2 separate regions of the Homo sapiens genome follow, and region 1 is linked to region 2. Evidence: chromatin loops called from intact Hi-C (ENCODE). Cell type or tissue: CD4-positive, alpha-beta T cell. All regions are shown on one strand. Each heading gives the region's core, and the rest is flanking DNA. Links, peaks and the distances in the headings are about the cores only.

Region 1 (2,918 bases), core at 120-2,619, 49 kb before region 2:
GGCTGACTTTTCAGCACAGCTTCCTTGGTGCAGGTCTTCTGGGATGCTTGGACCACATTCCTTATTAATGAAAATCCTATCTATCCATCAGGAAGTTTCAGGCTGCAAGGCCCATAATATCTTACTACTGGTAATGGGTTACGGCATACTGACATTTACTATCATGCTTAACAAGTCTGGAAGCAAGCATTGGTTACAATTGTTTAGTGGCTCATTGATTTCAGCAGGGTATGGACTGCTTCTGTCCTTTCTCTCTTCTACCCTTATGGGAACAAGATGGTGGCCACAGTTCCAAGCACCAACTCGTCACATGAGACACCATGAGCAGAAGTAGGCAGGGGTCAAAGGTCACTTCCCTTCACATCTCTCTTTGATCAGAAGGAATATCTTTCCCAAGCAGAATTCCTTCATGTTTCATTGGCCAGAATGGGACCAGACGCCAACCTTAGACCAATCACTGGCAAAAGCAATTGCTTTGTTGATGTAGATCATGTATTCTTAATGAGGGTGATGTCACCCTCAAGGGGGTGAAAATTGGTTCTTGGGGGCAAAAAAAAAAATCATACTGTGCCAAGTATGGTGGCCCACACCTGTAATCCCAGCCCTTTGGGAGGCTGAGGCAGGCAGATCACCTGAGGTCAGGAGTTCAAGATCAGCCTGGCCAACATGGTGAAACCATGTCTCTACTAAAAATACAAAAATTAGCCAGGCATGGTGGCACGCAGCTGTAATCCCAGCTTCTAGGGAGGCTGAGGCAGGAGAATTTCTTGAGCCTAGGAGGTGGAGGTTGCAGTGAGCCAAGATCATGTCACTGCACTCCAGCTTGGGGGACGCGAGTGAAACTCCATTTCAAAAAAAAATCACATTTTTTATGTATAAAGTACAGATATGCATAAAGTACATAAACATACAGTGTATCTGAAGTATTAAATTTTCATGGGAGGAAGCAATCAGGAAAACATATCTAAAAAGGCTCCTTAAGGGGACGGACTGAGTTAAATCAATTATGATTCATTGCTGGCACCTGGGGACTTTTCTTTTGGCCAGGAAGTCTGGGGAATGATGGCCAAACAGGCAGCAACAATATCTGCCACATCCTGCCTAGAAAGAAACATGCTTTGTGTGAAAATCTGGGTATGTGTGTAGGTGTGAGACTTCAAAGTGTGCTTGATTAAAACGTGTCATCACTGACCTGCTTTCAAAGATGGGTGGGCTGGCCAACTGCATGGTTCAATCTGGGCACAAGCTGAGGACCAGAGGTGAATTTCTGGGGACAAAAATGGGAATTGACAAGGGGCTATAGGAGAAAGAATAAAGGCATCTAGAGGAGATTTGTATTATATAAGGTTGGTTGTGCGGTGAATGACTGTGTTAAGTGACTCAAGTTATTTCTCCCCCTTTGGCTGAGGCTCTAGGTCATCAGCACTACTCCAGTGAACCCTGACCATGCTGCTTAGTGAAAAAGCTGCAGGGATCCATCTTTTTGAGTAGATGGCTAACTCCTGCCAATGTGAGGGATTCAGGGGCACAAGGATGTCTTGCCTTCTTCCATGCCTGAGTCCATCCTGAAATCCTCACACCTTCTTTTTCCTCCGATGGTTTAGTCCTTCTCTTCCATTTATTATACCACTGTGTTTCCAATTCCCATCCTGCTTAATACAACCGGTATTCACCCCTCAGGAGAAGTTGTTTAGCTAACTAAGCATTCTTTGTTGGTAGTTGGGTGAGCTGAGGCAAATGCACTGTTGACCTGGAGTCACTGTGGGATTTCCCACGGTTCTGTATCCACAACCACTTTCACACCCTCTGCTTTGGTTTTCCTGGAGTCTTGTCTTACAGACCTTAAATGCTGCCTGGGTGTTTGCTTTTTTTTTTGGCCTCTCTGGGCTCCTGGGAGGTAGGGACAGGTAGTCTCATACAACCATAGGAACCTGATTTCTGAAGGAGGACAAAGGGATGATGATCTCCTCTGGTACTGGAAACCTGGTGGACCTAAGTTAGTGCTCCCTGCCAGAGATGGATTATAAGTATCCTCACTCCTTGACCTGGTCCCCACAGCCCACATTTACGACTCCTCTGGCTAATTGCACTAAAAATCAAAAGCAGTTATCTCCAGGGAATGGGTGTGTAGGTGATGTTCACTCTCCTCTTCATGCCTTTCTATAGATCAGTGGTTCTCAGCCCTGGCTGTATGATTACATCACCTAGGCAGCTTTTAAGTCAATATTGCTGCCCAGGTAGCCGCCCAGGTCAATGAAATCAGAATCTGTGGAGATGGGACCCAGGTTTCAGGGTTTTTGTAAACTCCTGTGTGACTGTGATGTGCCACCAGCATAGAGAGGCTGTAGGCTGTGTGTGTGTGTATGTGTGTGTGTGTGTGTGTGTGTGTATGGGTGTATTTTTCTCACAGTGAGTATACACTTTTTTTTTTTTTTTTTTTGGTAGAAATAGGGTCTCACTTTGTTGCCCAGGTTGGTTTCAAATTCCTGGCTTCAAGCAATCCTTCCATCTCAGCCTCCCAAAGTGCTGGAATTAAAGGCATGAGCCACCATGCCTGGCCTATTTTTAAGACCTTAAAAGAAAATATAGCAATTCTCAATCTGAAGAGAAAAATTAACCCTATTTCTGTTCAATTCTTTAAAAAATAATTAGCCCCTCTTATTTTTCTGAAACTTGAAAAAAATTTACTAGAAAGGAAAACAGTACATGTGGTGAGAAAGTTTACATTTTAAGGGCTGAGCATGATGAGAAATCAAGTAAGAAATGAAAACAGGCCAGGCGCGGTGGCTCACACCTGTAATCCCAGCACTTTGGGAGGCTGAGACGGGTGGATCATGAGGTCAGGAGATCGAGACCATCCTGGCTAACACGGTGAAACCCCGTCTCTACTAAAGATACATAAAAAATTAGCCGGGCGT
Region 2 (2,918 bases), core at 107-2,606:
TGCGGTTTGTTGCCTGCATTCCTACAAACAGGAAATGCTGAATTTCACTTAGTAATTAACTAAAATATAGATGTAATTTTTGTCCCATCCAATGTCACATGCACCCCTAAATTCTAGGAACCCGAGGTTAAGAAATGCTGTGTAGGTGGATGGAAGATAAGAACTGAGCTTTGTAAACTGTCGAGTGGAAAGTCCTTGTGAATATTGTTCATTCTTGAGGGACGTGGGTGCTCTTAGGATAGGCAAGGGAGGTTGAGAACCAGGCTGAAACTAGATGATTAACCAGCAAACTGTGAGGTCAGAAGCAAACAGGGGACCCTAGTTCCTATGTGTCAGAGCTGGCTGCTAATCCTCAACACGCTTTGTTGTAGTCAAGTAAATGATAGAGTTGGATATTTGTCCCCGCCCAAATCCCATGTTGAAATGTAATCCCCAGTGTTGGAGGCGGGGCCTAGTGGGAGGTCACAGGGGCGGATCCCTAATGGCTTGGTGCTGTCCTCGCCATAGTGAGTGAGTTCCTGCAAGATCAGGTTAAGTGTGTGGCACCTCTCCCATCCCCTTGCTTTCTCTCGCTTCTCTTTCACCACGTGACGTGCAAGCTTCTGCTTTGCCTTCTGCCAAGAGTGAAAGCTCCCTGAGGCCTCCACAGAAGCCAAGCAGATATCAGCACCATGCCTGTACAGCCTGCAGAACCGTGAGCCAATTAAAATTTCGTTGCTTTATAAATTATCCAGTCTCAGGTATTTCTTTACAGCAATGCAAGAATGGCCTAATACGGTAACATCTGATGTAGCTCTGCCTTCCACACCCTTCACTGGTGTGTGGGAGCATGTACCAGCTGGCAGTGCTGGGGAACCATGGGGAGCCTGTGTCTTTGGTCTGGAGAGAAAGGTTTGGAGAACAGCGGGAAGTGCTTTTGGGTCAGCACAGGGCCTGGGGTCATAGCCTACCGTAGCCAAAGGAGAGGCTTGTAAGGCTGCTGGGGCTTTCTGCACAGGCCCTGCCTGGGACAATCCTTTGGGTAAGAACTGCTGGGGCCTTCTTTTAAGATGAGAGTCCCCCTGGGAGAGGTGGTGCATTCAGACCTGAAGGTCTTGGCATGAGTGATTTTTTAAATACCACCTTGTGCAAGAGATCGGGGGAGGAAAAACTCTGCAGGCAAGTGGCCCCATTGCTGGCGCCAGCCCAAGTGACCTTGGGCAGGAAAAGTGCCCTCTAATTAGCAATCAGGAAATCAAGGCACAGCATGGCGCCAGGCAGCATGACCCCAGCTGTAGCCTGGTGACACTGCAGCCCTCTAGACGGCATGCCCTTGCCCCTGCACGGTAGGGCTGGGACCCTGTGGGTTATTTTTTACCTGATGTCACTATTGTTGGTTGTCTGCTAGCTGCTGCAGTGGGTGCCAGCAGTGACAAACATGCAGTGAGGGTTTCCTGTGTAGCTTCCGCCTCCTTCCCCATGCACAGTTCCTCCCTCCTCCAGGGCTCGGCAGCGATTTGAAGGCTACCCAGAGCCTAATCCTGGCCTTGGAGGAGACCAAGGACATAGTGGCCTTCCCAGGCTTGTCCCCTACACACTGACCACACAGTCTCCACCCTTGGGTGTGCCAGCCCCATTTCCTCTGCAGAGAGATGTATTAAGCTACTTTTTCTAGTTGCCTCTCTCCCACTGCCATGACTCCACTAAGTAAAAGTACTGCTTTCTAGAAAGCCAGATTCCCCAGATCAGTGGCTCTCAAACTGTTTTGACTGTGACCCACAGAAAGAAAAATATTTTTTTTCATGACCAAGTACACACATTTATCCACATGTAGGGATGAAACAAAAAAAATTCAGGGAATAACATTTATTCTTCCTATATCTGCTGTACTCTGATTTTTCCTCTTCTATTGTCGTCTTTTCTATTTGTTTTCTTTCTTTTTTAAAAAATTCTGGTTGCAGCCCACAAATGGATTACTTTCACAACCCCATAATGAGTCATGATTTAGCTTGAAAAATACTGTGCCAGATAACTTTCCAGAATGATTTCTCTTTTCCAAATGGAGGACGGGCACTAGAGTTTATTGAGTCCCTGTGAATTAGGCACTGTCCTGGTTTTGAGTGATATCCATCTTCTTGAAAAGGAGACTGAGGCTCAGGCAGGCTGAGCCCATTTCCTTCTAGCATAGAAGTGGAGGATCAGGGATTCCAGAGGTGTGCTGCTGCAGGCTTGCACTGGCTCCCATCTCATCCAGTCCCACAAAATCAGCCATGGTGGGAGCATTTACACCATGGAAATTGGCAAACACTATGAATCAGGGCCTTTTTTTTTTTTTTTTTTTTTTTAAATCTCAGAGGGCTGGTTGTTACACATTTACCAGCACACCATTTGTTCTAATTCTACTGTTTTCCAAAGTCAGTATATTTTGAAGTCCTCTGACCTCAGCTTCCTCATCTGTAAAGTAACATTAAAAATGTCCATTTTGTAGGAAAAATTTATATTCATTGAGCCCATTCTGGTAAGTATGGGGGAACAATGACTGGAAGGAAACCAAAATGCAAATAACTGATATGTTACCATGATGGGATTTGAAAGATGAAGTCCCTAAATTTCACCATCTTTTATAATTTCCATCATTGCTAAATGTACTTTGTGCTAAATATACTTTTCATTATATATACGAAAACCCACACTTTGCAAGAAGTGTGATGAGAATTAGAAGAAATGGAGGTAAACCAGTGCTCTGCAATTGGCAGCCGCCAATAATAGAAAAGTGTGAATTCACAGTTTTCTGACTGAAAACGGCAAAGGAAATATTGCAAATGAATTGCATGTCAAAGTAGGACCTTTTATCCAGGTAAACAGAGAGAAGGGAGTAGTCTAATGAATATTCTGATTCAAGACTATACTGATGATCATATCACACACAAATCACTAAT

The links. Hi-C counts contacts between places; a loop is a spot of excess contacts. Peaks named below come from ENCODE experiments on the same cell type or tissue, not always from the same donor. Only the 100,000 strongest peaks of a DNase experiment are listed, where the experiment ranks them.
Region 1: it touches region 2 in a loop (2.0-fold over the local background); 9 of 110 quality-filtered maps call a loop at or near these places.

Annotation. Positions count from the first base shown.
Region 1 is chr2:30,314,047-30,316,964 of GRCh38, reverse strand. No RefSeq gene overlaps it. Among named protein-coding and RNA genes, the nearest start is that of LINC01936, 31 kb to the left of the region's middle. In CD4-positive, alpha-beta T cell, for the core only: no CTCF peak of the experiment used is centred there; a DNase peak (open chromatin) is centred at 1,074; H3K27ac peaks cover 1,333 bases.
Region 2 is chr2:30,264,879-30,267,796 of GRCh38, reverse strand. No RefSeq gene overlaps it. Among named protein-coding and RNA genes, the nearest start is that of LBH, 35 kb to the right of the region's middle. RefSeq lists enhancers at 578-1,192, 1,193-1,807. In CD4-positive, alpha-beta T cell, for the core only: no CTCF peak of the experiment used is centred there; DNase peaks (open chromatin) are centred at 476 and 1,406; H3K4me3 peaks cover 2,336 bases; H3K27ac peaks cover 2,500 bases.